2 separate regions of the Homo sapiens genome follow, and region 1 is linked to region 2. Evidence: read pairs that join two places in POLR2A ChIA-PET (ENCODE). Cell type or tissue: endothelial cell of umbilical vein. All regions are shown on one strand. Links, peaks and the distances in the headings refer to the core of each region. The heading gives the core; the rest is flanking DNA.

Region 1 (7,429 bases), core at 1,499-6,498, 310 kb after region 2:
TATATATACATATACAGGTATGTATCTATATATGTATTATGTGTGTATTTATGTGTGTCTACACTCATATGCCCACTACACTCCCGAAAATCTTTCTTGTAATTATAAATTTCAACATTAAGTCAAAGCAAAAATATTGGCCTAAAGTTATTTCTTCCTTTCTTTGCTTCAGTTGCATTTCTATTCATAACCACATACAATTTTCAGGATAACTCACACTGACTTAACTAATTAGAGGATGGATAAGGAAAGTAGAATATAGCATTTCCTAGATCATCCATTTCTATGTCTCTCTGGATTTTGAGCTCAAATGTCATTCATTTCCTTGTTCCTTGAGCACTCATGGGATCTTGTACAGTACTTACATCTTCTTCTTCTCCACTACTCCGAGCCTCACACAGGCTGCTAAGGCGTTTTTCTGCACATCAGAAGATAATACATCATAACATTGAGAGGTACCTAAAATTGGGGGTGAGGAAGAGTTAGTTGACCAGTTTCTATTCTCAACTAAAAGAAATCAGCACCCACAGAGCAGTGACTGACCTTGATCGAGAAGCTGACTTGTGAATTTTCTGACTGCAGCCAAGTACTGTTCCTCACTGAAGTGGTCCTCTTCTTCACTCAAAAGGTACTTGCAAATTATCTGATTTTAAGAGGAAGGATGAGGGGAACAGAAAGAGAAAAAGGATAGCCAAGTTCAACAGAATAGTAAATAACTTTACATTGCCCCTCTTAAGAGAAGGATATATCACAAGAGAGCAGCATAAAGACCCTCCAAGGAATGAGCCCAGAAAAACCAAAGAATTTTTAGGGCATCTCCTTTGAGTTTACATTTTACAATTAGAAAAAGATTTAAAATAATAATGACATTTATTAAAGTATAATTTCTCACTTCAAGGGGTACAAGTTAATTACCATCAGCTTCGTATCTCTTATGCTACTTGGGAAGAGAGGGGTCAGATTTTAATAACTTTGCTTTTTTTCTCTAAATACACCTAAGAAAGTACCATGCCCTAAAATACTTGATGATTTCTACTGTAGAACAGTGATTAAGGGTAGAACTAGCATTTATCAAATGCTCAGTAAGTGCTAGACTTTGTGCAAGGAGGCTGAATGAGTTATTTCACGGACCACAAGCACCAGGAAGTGGGTCCAGGTGCCCAGAGCCAGTGCATGTATTATATGAACAGAGCCGAGTCACAGCATCCTCTTCTCTCAAGCATGTGGAAGTCCTTCCTACAGTTTATGTTTCAGACTCTTTCTCTCCCGTTGAGTCCTGCCACAATTCCTGCTGGGCAACATACCATCCCATCTCTCTAACTACTCCCAAGAGCTCTGACAAACGCTTTCAGAACTTGCACTTGAACTTTTTCTTTCCAACATAAACATCTGGTAATCTGTAACTGACTTTATGTATCACTCAAGTCTTGCCTTTACTGAGTGCCTGATATATATCAAACCTCGAGGTTACATATTGACTGACATGAAGGCCTCATTAAGACATGAGACACAGTATGACAGATGATGCGTGGGTGTAACTGTGGTCCTGTGAATACTGTGACCATGGCATCACTAAGCTGTTGTCCTCTTGGGTCTGTAATGAACCAAGCTTCCTCCTGAATGCGGGGAGCAAGGTCTCACTGGTGAGGTGAAATCACTGATCGTATTAGTCACTCTCTCTCCTTCTTCCATTTGCCTGGGGAAGATACCTGCCCTTCAGACTGGAAATAAGCACAGGGTGAGAATGTCTTATTATATTTGATATGGGGGGCATGAAGGAGAACTTGCCAAATTTACATACCTGATAGCTTTCCACAAAAGGTTTAAAGAGTCCTACTAAAAATTCTAACACAGTATTTCCTTTCTCTGTAACTAGGATGTCTTTCGTAGTCACTTGTATGGCTTCACTTTTACAAAGCAGGTAACAGCCTTCTTCAAAGTCCTAGAAGGGAAGAGGAAGCCATAATGTTCATCTAGGTTAATGGGTATAGTGCCCATCTGAATACATGTACCCCCTCATCTAGGTTAATGGATACACTGCCTATCTGAATATATGCAGCCACATGCCCTCAGACAACAGAATACCAGCTATTTCCCCAACCTCCAGAACAATTCTGGTTGTGAGATAGTAGCCAGAGAAGCATCTGCTCTACATTCAAAATGTTTTCAAACACAACATTTCTGAGCCTTACAAATCACAACCTGGGTGATGGATTTTCTTTTACTTTGCAGAACCACTCCTTAATTTAAATAGGAAATACATACAGCAAGTCCTAAAAATACTTAGAATTATGCTATGGTTAAAAAATTTCTGGCTGGGCGCGGTGGCTCACGCCTGTAATCCCAGCACTTTGAGAGGCTGAGGCGGGCGGATCATGAAGTCAGGAGATCGAGACCATCCTGGCTAACACAGTGAAACCCCGTCTCTACTAAAAATATAAAAAATTAGCCGGGCGTAGTGGTGGGCGCCTGTAGTCCCTGCTACTTGGGAGGCTGAGGCAGGAGAATGGAGTGAACCCGGGAGGCAGAGCTTGCAGTGAGCTGAGATTGCGCCACTGCACTCTAGCCTGAGCGACAGAGCCAGACTCCACCTCAAAAAAAAAAAAAAAAAAAAAGTTTCCAACACTCCTGTTCCACTCCCTACAGAATCAAACCTCTTATCCTTAAAGCACACAAACACCTAACATGCCTCTCATCTACTGTCACTTCCCACTTCAACCCAGCAGCAGTCCAGCTCTGCGAGCCTGATGACCCCTCAGCTGTCTAGACCAGGCAGGACCAGCACTCACTACTCTCAAAGTAAAAGGCACTTGCCTGGGTGACTCATTCTAACAACTTGCTAACAGGAAAATGTGTGCTGATTTTGTTGTGTTTGGTTTCTTTTTTTTTGAGATGGAGTCTTCCTCTTGTCACCAGGCTGGAGTGCAGTGGCACAATCTTGGCTCACAGCAACCTCCACCTCCCGGGTTCAAGTGATTCTCCTGCCTCAGCCTCAGCCTCCTGAGTAGCTGGGACTACAGGCATGCGCCACCACGCCCAGCTAATTTTTGTATTTTTAGTACAGACGGGGTTTCACCATGTTGGCCAGGATGGTCTCGATCTCTTGACCTCGTGATCCGCCTGCCTCGGCCTCCCAAAGTGCTGGGATTACAGGCATGAGCCACTGCGCCCGGCTGTGTGCTGATTTTTAAACGTTTACTAAAATAAAGTTAGTTTAGTTGTAATGGCCACACTGATAGTTCAAAGAATGACTCTCCTCTCACCATATAATCCCTAAGTTATTAATTAAACTTGATCAAGAATCAAACTAGAGTCTGCTGAACTGTGAGCGCCCCAGTTTCTCTTGAAGTCTGCCCCACTTTGCCTTGAAGAAAGGGATGGCACACTGCCTGAGACACATCTGTGAATTCACCCCTAACATTTCTAGAACTCACACTGCAAACATACTTGCTCTTTGTTGTAAGCACTTTACCTTTAGTGTGTTTCCTGGAAGGAAGATGAACTCATCTGCAAAAACATCACGTAGGAAGCGAAAGCAACTGTAGACATCCTCTGGAAATAAATGCATCATGTAAAATTACAACATTGCCCTTTAAACTTTAAGGGAGTACCAGGAAGTCCTTACTATCACAAAATGTATTTCAAAGGCATATTTTATTCATGTAACAGGGACAAGAATTAAGTCCCCTGAGGGAAGCTAAATTAAACCCAAATCTTACCCACAGAGCAAACTACGGTCTAGCATAGTTTGTTTTTTGTTTTTTGAGATGGAGTCTCGCTCTGTCACCCAGGCTGGAGTGCAATGGTGCAATCTTGGCTCACTGCAACCTCCGCCTCCTGGGGTCAAGCGATTCTCCAGCCTCAGCCTCCCAAGTAGCTGGGATTACAGGCACTCGCCGCCATGCCCAGCTAATTTTTGTATTTTAATAGAGACAGGGTTTCACCATGTTGGTCAGGCTGGACTCGAACTCCTGACATCGTGATCCTCCTACCACGGCCTACCAAAGTGCTGGGATTACAGGCGTGAGCCACTGCGCCCGGCCCTAGCATAGTTTTTAAATGATTGACTCTAACCTACAACCAGGCTTCTACTCAGCGAGACATCACAGTCCTTAGAGGCCAGGACGCTTCATTTTTCCCTACCCCATGGCTCCCTAGTAGGGAAGGAAAGGTACTGATTTCTTAATTTCCCTCTATATTCATATTTCCTGGTATCTTTATTATATCTGTAGCACTTTTCCTTAGAATCACTGTGGAGCTTTGAAAAGCCAAAACCAAAACCAAAACCAAACACCAATGGCTGGCCCATACCCCAGGTCAACTGAAGAAACTTTGGGGTGGGGCTCACTCCCCTAGTAATTCTAACATAGGGCCTTGACAGAACCCCCTGGCCTTGACTACAGGCTCCTGTGAACATGACGTGTACTGTACTCATTTTTATACTCCTGATACAATTAGAACAAGACCATGCATCTCGGGAGTACTCATCGACTGCTGACTGCTCATCTGCCCACCTGCCTTTGCTGGATCAGGGAGCTGGCACAGCCAAAACAGTGCCGCAGACCAGGAAGTGGAGAACTGTACTCAAATGCCAGATCCTTCTCTCAGTAATTATGCAACTTTCTAGGCCTCATTTTCCATATTTATAGAAGGAAAGGTTTAGATTATTTCCAGGTCCTCCCAATTCCAAAATTCGAAGCAGATGAACAAGTATTTGGGGAACAAAGCTAACTTTTTCTCAGTGATAGGCCTGCTCTTCACCGGCGTGAGGCTGAACATTACAAGGCTTCAAATGTGGCTCCCTAAATGGAATGGAATGGCCAGACCTCTTCTAAAAGTCAAGATTGCATTCCTGAAAATTACCTTTCCTGAACCCTGGTGTCATCTGCAATGCTACTGCTACTAAGGATGGGCGCACAAAAATGTTGAGCAGCTGGTTCCTATAAGCTGAGCACATGAGGAGAGTGATGTGCTGGAGCATAAGCCCATCGACCACTTCCGAGTCTCCGGAGTCCACTTTCAGAATCACCTGGTCTTTGACAAGGCTGGCAATGTTGGAATGCAGAAGAATGCTGGCCGGGACAACTTCTTCAGCAGGTTTATTATCTACACACAAAGACAATTCATTCAAACAAGATGGGTCACTGCAGGGAGTCTTAGGCCTAGCGTACGTTAACGTTATTAATGGTAACGTGACAGATGCTCATTTTCAAGTGACAGGTTTTACTGTCTACCAATTACGGTAATGATACCAAATCTGAAGAAAAATTTAAAAGTACTATTTCATAAATCAATTCTTTCTCTCTCTCTAAGGACATGTAACATACTTTCTTACCCCCAAAATTTGTCAGCCATTCTGAAAGGCACATCAGTTTCTACTCTGAAAATGAACACCACTTCTGTGTACTTCAGGAACCAAGGGAATCTAAAGTTTTCTAACAGCAAGTTACATAACTGGAAAGTCACATGCACGGGAATGTAAGAATACTAAGAAAAAGGCCCATGATTAGTGTATGAATACATTAAAACATACAACACACACACACATGCACACACACCCCTTGCTTAGACCCATACTAAAATGGTAAAAATATCACTTTGCAGTTTTCCCCAAATCAAAGATAACTAAAGGGGCAGCTCCATGGCAGTTGGTAGCTTATCACCTGACATATTGGCCTGCAGACAGCTGCCAGGCAGGTAGAATTACAGAAGCATAATGAAGAGATGGTGATATTTAACAAATATTCTCAGCACGGAAAATTATTCTGCAGTTAACCTGAGCCAAAGAGCTGGCTGGCAGTGGCACACTGCTCAAGTTGGGTGGCAAGTTCTGCTACTGCTTCAAGGCAGGGACAAGTGAGAGGTATGGCTTCCTCCTGGACTTGATCACATTCATTCTTGAACAACTTGCCTTGTCTCAGCTTGCTCAATTGAATAATATTTTATGTGAAATGATCATAAAAAGCTTGAGATATGAACATGCTTAGGAATGTGGGGTAATCTGCATAAAAAAAGAAAAAAGGAACAGAACTGTAGTGACACTGAACAGATACTCTTAGTTATGGATTAGTTATGGCATTTATCCCATCCTGAAAAAGCAAAACACTTTAGAAAAACAAGTACCTATGTTTTCATATGTTCCTGGGCCAAACAATGATGGGTTTGAGCCCTTTTAGCTATTTCTCATGACATCCAACACTTGCTACTTGTATCATAATTAACACATCCTTTGCCTCCTACCAGACCCAGCCCATCACAGCACTGAGAACAGGTGTCTGATTTGTCTCTCTCTTGGTGACTGGCATTTTTGTCAGTAAATCCTCCTCATCTCTTGGCTGTGCCCTGAGTGCCTCCACTGCTGCGGCTCAGGCATCTCAGGCATCCTGCATTTCTCATTGGGACAGAGCAGCCTCCTAACTTGTTTCTATACCTCCAGTCTTCTGATGGTGGATGGTGGGGAGGAGGCGGGGAGGTCCATCTTTATTTTCCATCTACCCACCACCCCATCTGGGCCAACACTTTAATATCACTGATGAATCTCTGGGGCCCAAGCCTCCCATCTTGCATTCCTCATCCCTGCCTTGGCGAGGATCCTCTCCTGGTCTTCCTGAAGGGTTCAAAAGTCGCTTCTGTGAAGTCTTCCTGAGTATGGTCCCTTTCCTCTGCAGCACTCTCAGGAACCCTCTGCAGCATGCATGTTGCTCCTTGTCTCTGTTCACTGAACCCTCACAACTTGTTTACACATTACCCACCCACCCTGCCCTCTGCAACCCAGGGGAACGTCCAGGATGGGGATGGCATCTTGTTCATCTTCATATCCCTGGTAGTACCCAGCACAGAGGAGGTATTCAGTATTGGGTTGATCAAAGAACAGTAGGTACTTGACTTCAAATAATTATCTGGTCTTTAAAAAAAAACGCATTTCCAACTGTAGCCTGTACAATTTTTTTTTTTTTTTGAGACGGAATCTCGCTCTATCACCCAGGCTGGAGTGCAGTGGCGCAATCTTGGCTCACTGCAATCTCTGCCTCCCAGGTTCAAGCAATTTTCCTGCCTCAGCCTCCCGAGTAGCTGGGATTACAGGTGCACGCCACCATGCCCGGCTAATTTTTGTGTTTTTAGTAGAGACGGAGTTTCACCATGTTGGTCAGGCTGGTCTGGAACTGCTGACCTCGTGATCCGCCCGCCTCAGCCTCCCAAAGTGCTGGGATTACAGGTGTGAGCCACCACGCCCGGCCTTTTTTTTTTTTTTTTGGAGATGGGGTCTCACTATGTTACTGAGGCTGGTCTCGAACTCCTGGGCTCAAGTGATCCTCCCACCTCAGCCTCCCAAGTAGCTGGGATTATAGGTGTGTACCACCATGCCTGGCTAGGATTCATGACTTTATTTTCCACCGTACTAGGTGCCAAGGAAATGGTATTCTAGTCC
Region 2 (7,429 bases), core at 956-5,955:
ACTACACTGTAAAGAAATGTTCTACGAAGTTTGTTAGATGAACTACATGTGCTCTGTTTCAAATCACATACTAATAAAAGTGATCTAGGCCAGGTGCAGTGGCTCATGCCTATAATTCCAGCACTTTGGGAGGCCAAGGCAGGGGTATCGCTTGAGATCAGGAGTTCAAGACCAGCCTGGCCAACATGGCAAAACCCCATTTCTACTAAAAATACAAAAAAAATTAGTTGGGTGTGGTGGTGCATGCCTGTAGTCCCAGCTACTTGGGAGGCTGAGGCAGGAGAATCACTTGAACCCTGGAGGAAGAAGCTGCAGTGAGCTGAGATTGCACCACTGCACTCCAGCCTGGGTGATACAGCCAGACTCCTTCTCAAAAAAAAAAAAAAAAAAAAGTAATGTAGTTCTTTGATATATTTGCATAATTCCCTAACTAGACTACAGCTGATTCCCCTTAAGAAATGTCTGTAGGCTCTCTATGAAAAACAGAGTTTCTTTCTTTTTTTTTTTTTGAGACAGTCTCACTCTGTTGCTCAGGCTGGAGTGCAATGGCAGGATCACCGCTCACTGCAGCTGTGACCTCCTGGGCTGAAGTGATCCTCCCACCTCAGCCTCCCAAGTAGCTGGGACTATAGGTGCAAACCACCAGTCCTGGCTAATTCTTTAATTTTGTGTAGATTGGGGTCTCGCTAAGTTACCCAGGCTGGTCTCAAACTCCTGGGCTCAAGCGATCCTCCCACCTTGGCCTCCCAAAATATTGGGATTATAGGCATAAGACAACTCACCAGGCCTAAAAATTAGTTTTTTTTAAATCCAACTTCCTACGTAAATTGTGTTACTACTTTGTAGGATGCTTACTTTTTCTTGAAGGTGTTTGATTTCCCCCATGAACCTGTCAGCATCTTGAGAGAAGGGACAATGAGTTATTTTTTTCTAATTGTACAGCTCAGCATTTTGACTAAATGAACAGCAATGCGTCTGAGGGTTGGCCTCCCGTGCTGAGGTCTTGTCAGTGGCTACCAGAGGCTATGCAAGCCCCTGCTCCAGCCAAGTGCTTCCCCTTCTCTCTCCAAGTGGATCCTAGATTGGCTGAATTTATGGACCTGTTCCTGGCCTTCCCAGGGATGTAAGATCCCCAGGAAAAGGCCATGACCTGGCTCATCATCAAATCGATTTCTTGCTTCTGATATTCTACTTCCATTGCCTGAACCTTTGGCCAGATATTTTGCCCCTTTGACACCGGTGCTTGGAATTGTTTTGTGGCTTACTCCCTCTCTTCAACTCTTGCAGGATCTCTGTCCCCTGAACACTAGCATTAGGTTTTGAAATGTTCTTGTAATCCTTGTATTCACTTCTTTTATGGCATATTTCTGATTCTCTGATATCATGCTACCATCATTAACTCAGTGTCTCCCCTGGCTTTGTGATAGCCACACTTTCTCTCTTTCTTTCGTCTCTCTCTCTCTCTCTCTCTCCCTCTCTCTCATCCATTCTCACCCCCTGGGTTCTCAACCTGACTCTCAAACCCCATTTTGTCCTGACTCCAACAATGATACATAAACTTATGAACTTCAGTGCAGGCAGACAGGTACGTAGAAGAACTTTGGATTCATCAACATTTTAATGAAATCCTGCCTCTTGCTCTTTGGAGGTATAACCTAACCTGGATGCCCAAAGGTAGCCATAGTGAAGAAATGTAAGGCCCCTAATAAACATCTATCCAGCCTCTGTGCTTAGCACTATGGATTTTATAACGACAAACCACAGACTTTACAAATCTTACAATCTAGGTCGCGTGCGGTGGCTCACACCTGTAATCCCAGCACTTTGGGAGGCCTGAGGCAGAAGAATTGCTGGAACCTGGAAGTCCGAGGTTGCAGTGAGCTGAGATCGAGCCACTGCACTCCAGCCTGGGCAACAGAGCGAGACTCCGTCTCAAAAAAAAAAAAGAAAAAAAAATATTGGCCGGGCACAGTGGCTCTCGCCTGTAATCCCAGCACTTTGGGAGGCTGAGGCAGGCAGATCACGAGGTCAAGAGATTGAGACCATCCTGGTCAACATGGTGAAACCCTGTCTCTACTAAAATATAAAAAATTAGCCAGGCGTGGTGGCTTGCACCTGTAGTCCCAGCTACTCGGGAGGCTGACGCAGGAGAATCACTTGAACCCAGGAGGTGGAGGTTGCAGTGAGGAGAGACTGCCACTGCCCTCCCACCTGGTGACAGAGCAAGATTCCATCTAAAAAACAAAAAAAACTTACAATCCAGAAAGAGAAGAAAGGCAGAAAACCATATGCAATGTGAGACAGTTCATGAACAAAACACAAATCTAGCGAGAAGTTTCAGAAAAGGGAGTGTTATGGGTTGAACTGTGTCCCCTTCTCATTATTCATACACTGGAGTATGAACACCGAGTCCCAATCCCCAGTACCTAGAATGCGACTTAATTTGGAAACAGGGTAATTGCAGATGTAATTGGTTAAGATTAGGTCATTCTGAAGTAGGGTGAGCCCTAATCCAAAATGATTGCAGTCCATATGAAAACGGGAAGGAAAGAGTCACCCATGCAGGGAGAATACCATGCGATGATGAAGACAGAGATCAGAGATGGTTTCAAATGAGTTTCCATATCTCATTGATATTAATAACGTCATTCCTGTGCTTTAAGGACTAACACTAGGAAATGCAACCAGGGCAGTTCTGAGACAGATGTCACAAAGCATGGGTTCAAGGAAAGAGGTCATGTTGATCTAGCTTTTTTTGTTTTTTTTTTGAGACATAGTCTTGCTCCGTCACCCAGACTGGAGTGCAGTGGCGCGATCTCGGCTCACTGCAACCTCGCCTCCCAGGGTCAAGCGATTCTCCTGCCGCAGCCTCCTGAATAGCTGGGATTACAGGCATGTGCCCTACGTCCAGCTAATTTTTGTATTTTTAGTAGAGACGGGGTTTCACCACGTTGGTCAGGCTGGTCTCAAACTCCTGACCTTGTGATCCACCCACCTCGGCCTCCCAAAGTGCTGGGATTACAGGCATGAGCCACCCTGCCCAGCCGATCTAGCTTTTCAAAAGTGGCAAAGCCACTTACCTCCTCAGTGCCTCAGTTTTGTCTATAAAAAGATAGCATCATCCCTACATTTTTTTTACTCTCTCAAAAATGTGATGAGGGTAAATGAGATGAGATTAAAAGATGTTTATGATGTGGGGAAATAATTTAAAAACAGATAGATACAGGCTTTGAGCAATAGAAACGCATGTGTGTGTGTGTGTGTGTGTTGTCTATGGATACACATATACATATCCATAAGTACGTGTGTGCCATTAGATGGCAGCAGGAAGCTAATTCATAACAAAGTCAGCTTCAGCCAAGTTTTTCCCTTTATCAGACAGATTTCCTGTGACTTGGTCTCACTGACTCAGTCTCAACAGGATTCTCTGTGAGTGTCTCTTTGTCTTCTCTTTCTCCCTCTCTCTTTCCTCTCTTTCTACCCTTTCTTCCTCTCTCCCCAACTTAAAGGAAACACCTTTTATTAAATTATGAAAAACGCCAAATGTTCACAAAAGAAGAATAGTACAATGAGCCATCAACCCAACACACAAATTCAACAAATTCTGCCATACTTGCTTCAACTATCCATCCAACCTTCTCTCCTTCTCTCCCTCCCCACTGAATTTTAAAGCAAATATCAGACTTCATGGTTTTCCACCTATATACTTCAATATGCATATGTAAAAATTATGTCCACATCCATACATAATCATAATGCCATTGTGAAACTTAATAACATTAATGATAATTTCTTAGAATCTTATCATGTCTCTTTTCAGTGCTTTGAAGCAAGAATGATGGCCATATTTTACATAATTTATAATTTATGAAATAGAATATTTGAATAATAAACCAATTCCATTTTGAAGGCTTCTGATGTAGTACTCTGTTAAAAAAAAAAAAAAAACTACTTGAGAAAAGTATGGATTGACTATATTGGAAGTTGCAAGGCCTGAGGAATGTTTTCCCGTGATTTTAGTCCCTCTCATCAGTGTTCTATGCCTCAGTTCTGGTAACCCCAGAATGACGCTGTTACCTGACAGTATTCTAATGAAGATTAAAGAAATGACATCTGTTAATCTTATTAAGTTCGCTGAGGCAGGATGAGGCTGGGTGCTGGTAAATGGAGCAGATAAATGATGTGAGGCATCTACACTTTATTTTTCATGTTGAAAAGTCATCATAGAGAAACTTTCTCCTTTGGTGCACGTACTAATACTTCAGAGCACGTATGAACTACGGTAGGTAGGAAAGTCGCACCAGAGACTACCTCTTAGTAACCTTAGCAGAAAATTACAGCGCAATGCCTACAGCCCTGGGAAGAGACACATATAAATCCATTTCACACCATGTAGAGCTTACATAACTGAATCAGAATTTTTTAAAAAGGAATCTGGTTGATAATTGTTCCAGAAGAAATCAACTCAATTTTTCAGTAAATACCAAAAACATTCATAAGACCTAGGTATTCTACTGTCAGCAATTTATACTAAGGAAACAAACATAGATGGAGGCAAAGATGCAGTTTCAAGGACGTGTGTCAGTGTTGTTTATAAAAACAAACTTTTAAAAAATAACCCTTAAATATGCAACAACAGAGATGGGTGAATAAATTGCATTATAGAACCATGATGGGATACTTTGTAGCTATTAAAAATCACCTGGTAGGAATACACTGATTAACACGTAAATGTTTTGACAATATCTTTAGTGAAAAAAGTCATGTTATAAGATAGTACAGGCCGGGCATGGTGACTCACGCCTGTAATCCCAGCACTTTGGGAGGCCGAGGCAGATGGATCACCTGAGGTCAGGAGTTTGAGACTGGCCTGGCCAACATGGTGAAACCCCATCTCTACTAAAAATACAAAAATTAGCCAGGCATGGTGGTGCGTGCCTATAATCCCAGCTACTCAGGAGGCTGAGGCAGGAGAATCGCTTGAACCCAGGAGGCAGAGGTTGCAGTGAAGTGAGCCGAGATCATGCCACTGCCCTCCAGCCTGGGTGACAGAGCGAGACTCCATCTCAAAAATAATAATAATAAAATAATATAATATAGTATAAAAGGCATCAATTCCTCTTTAGTTTAGCTGTATTTATACATGTGCATATATACCTGTACACACACACACACAGAAATGAGATTAGAAAGACATGGAGTAAACATAATGCTAACAGTAGTTATCTCTGTAAGCAGAATTATAAAAGTTTTTTTTTTTTTGCCTCTAGGTTTTTCTATAATGTGCATATAAAAATTAAGCAAAAAATATTTTTCTTTCAAAAATTTGACTATCAGATCTGGCAACATGGAAAAATGACCTAAAGTACAATGCCACATACTATAAACACAAAGAAATAACAGATACAAGGAAAATAGAAAGAAAAGCAAATCCCTTAGCAACATGGAAGGAATACAGATTGGGATGCACGTTAATTAACAAAGCAGCTGCTCACAGTTGAAGGCAAGGTGGAGATGAGGTCAGTATTCCCTGATAACAAACCAGACAAAGATGAATACTAACACAAAAATCCTCAACAACATACTAGCAAACTGAATCCAGCACATAAAAAGGATTATACGTCATGACCAAGTGAAATTGATCCCAGTCATGTGATATTTGAATATCCCATGTCAAGAGAAGAAAGGACAAAAACTGTATGATCATTGCAACAGATGCAGAAGCACATGATAAAATCCAACAATCTTTCAGAACTGTAAATTATCTGGGTGATGGGGTGTGTGAAGATCATCTGTGTTATACTGTAATAGCTGCTAGAGTAATCTCACACACACCAATAAGGAACTGTCACCATAATTAAGGGCTAGTTACTGTTGTTAGTTGCACAATGATGAAGTTCTTTTGAAAATATTGGTTAGCCCACTTATATGTGAAAAATGCCCTTTCCACTTATACACAAGAAAAAAATATTCAGAAAGTTATTTTTGGCCTTGCTATGTCAAAAAGTCAAGTGTACAAAGATCTATGTGTTAAACCTAAAACTATAATTTTAAAAGTCTATTAAAAACAAAAATGTCATGCATTTTTATTATCAGTTATGCAGAGGCTTTAAAACTGTTGCAAGACCATACAGTATATATTAGCTTTTATACTGCCAATGCACAACTAACAGCTATAAAGTATTACTGATAAAAAATTAAGATTACCTAAGGAAAAAAACAGAAAATTATTTAGTGTGGCCATCTTACATGCTTAGGTCTCCTACACAAAGCTAAATATTCTAGCAGTGATGTAATGAAAAATTACATCTTACTGTTGATATATGTATGCTCTGGGACACAGATGTCATTTTGTTGTCACAGCACTACAGTGAAATACACAAAAAATGAAATTCATATAATGACTTAAATGTATTATATGTTAGAATTGACAACATAAACTAATTTTGCTTTGAAATGATGTATGCTTCAGTAAAATCATATTCAAATTAAAAAAAAATCCAACAGTCTTTCATGATAAAATGCTCAACTAACTAGGACCGGAAGGGAACTTCCTCAACCTGATAAAGGGTATCTATGAAAAACCCACAGATAACATCATAATTAAAAGACTAAAAGCTTTCTCCCTAAGATCAGGAACAAGACAAGGATGCCTGCTTTTGCCACTTCTGTTCAACATTGTACTGGAGGTTCTAGACAGAGCAATTAGGTTAGAGACAAAAATAAAAGGCATCAAGATTGGAAAGGAAGTAAAGCTATCTGTATTTGCAGATGACATGATTTTGTATGTAGTAAACCCTAAGGAATCTGCTTTAAAAAAAAAAAACTATTAGAATAGGCCAGGGGTGGTAGCTTACGCCTGTAATTCCAGGACTTTGGGAGGCCAAGGCAGGTGGATCACTTGAGGTCAGGAGTTCGAGACCAGCCTCGCCAAAATGGTGAAACTCTGTTTCTACTAAAAATACAAAAATAAGCTGGGTGTGGTGGCGTATGCCTGCAGTCCCAGCTACTTGGTGGGGCTGAGGCACGAGAATTGCTTGAATCAGGGAGGCGGAGGTTGCAGTGAGCCAAGATATCACCACTCCACTTCAGCCTGGGTAACGGAGTGAGACTCTGTCTCAAAAAAACACAAACAACAACAACAACAACAAAACTAGGCTGGGCACGGCGGCTCACGCCTGTAATCCCAGCACTTTGGGAGGCTGAGACTGGCAGATCACCTGAGGTTGGGAGTTCAAGACCAGCCTGACCAACATGGAGAAACCCCGTCTCTACTAAAAATACAAAAATTAGCCGGGCATGGTGGCACATGCCTGTAATCCCAGCTACTTGGGAGGCTGAGGCAGGAGAATCACTTGAACCTGGGAGGTGGAGGTTGCAGTGAGCCGAAATTGTGCCATTGCACTCCAGCCTGGGCAACAAGAGTGAG

What was found. Peaks named below come from ENCODE experiments on the same cell type or tissue, not always from the same donor. Only the 100,000 strongest peaks of a DNase experiment are listed, where the experiment ranks them.
Region 1: POLR2A ChIA-PET joins it to region 2 with 5 read pairs; 1 of 35 experiments calls an interaction of 5 or more read pairs at or near these places.

The regions. Positions count from the first base shown.
Region 1 is chr1:231,268,435-231,275,863 of GRCh38, reverse strand. GNPAT (glyceronephosphate O-acyltransferase) reads right to left here. Exons shown (of 16, transcript NM_014236.4): 10 at 4,864-5,106; 11 at 3,473-3,552; 12 at 1,802-1,942; 13 at 544-643; 14 at 366-459. Among named protein-coding and RNA genes, the nearest start is that of GNPAT, 31 kb to the right of the region's middle. In endothelial cell of umbilical vein, for the core only: no CTCF peak of the experiment used is centred there; DNase peaks (open chromatin) are centred at 2,773 and 3,483; H3K27ac peaks cover 2,043 bases.
Region 2 is chr1:231,580,242-231,587,670 of GRCh38, reverse strand. All of the region lies in intron 4 of TSNAX-DISC1 (TSNAX-DISC1 readthrough (NMD candidate)), which reads right to left. Among named protein-coding and RNA genes, the nearest start is that of LINC00582, 28 kb to the left of the region's middle. In endothelial cell of umbilical vein, for the core only: a CTCF peak has its summit at 3,335 (motif pointing right); a DNase peak (open chromatin) is centred at 3,360; H3K27ac peaks cover 926 bases.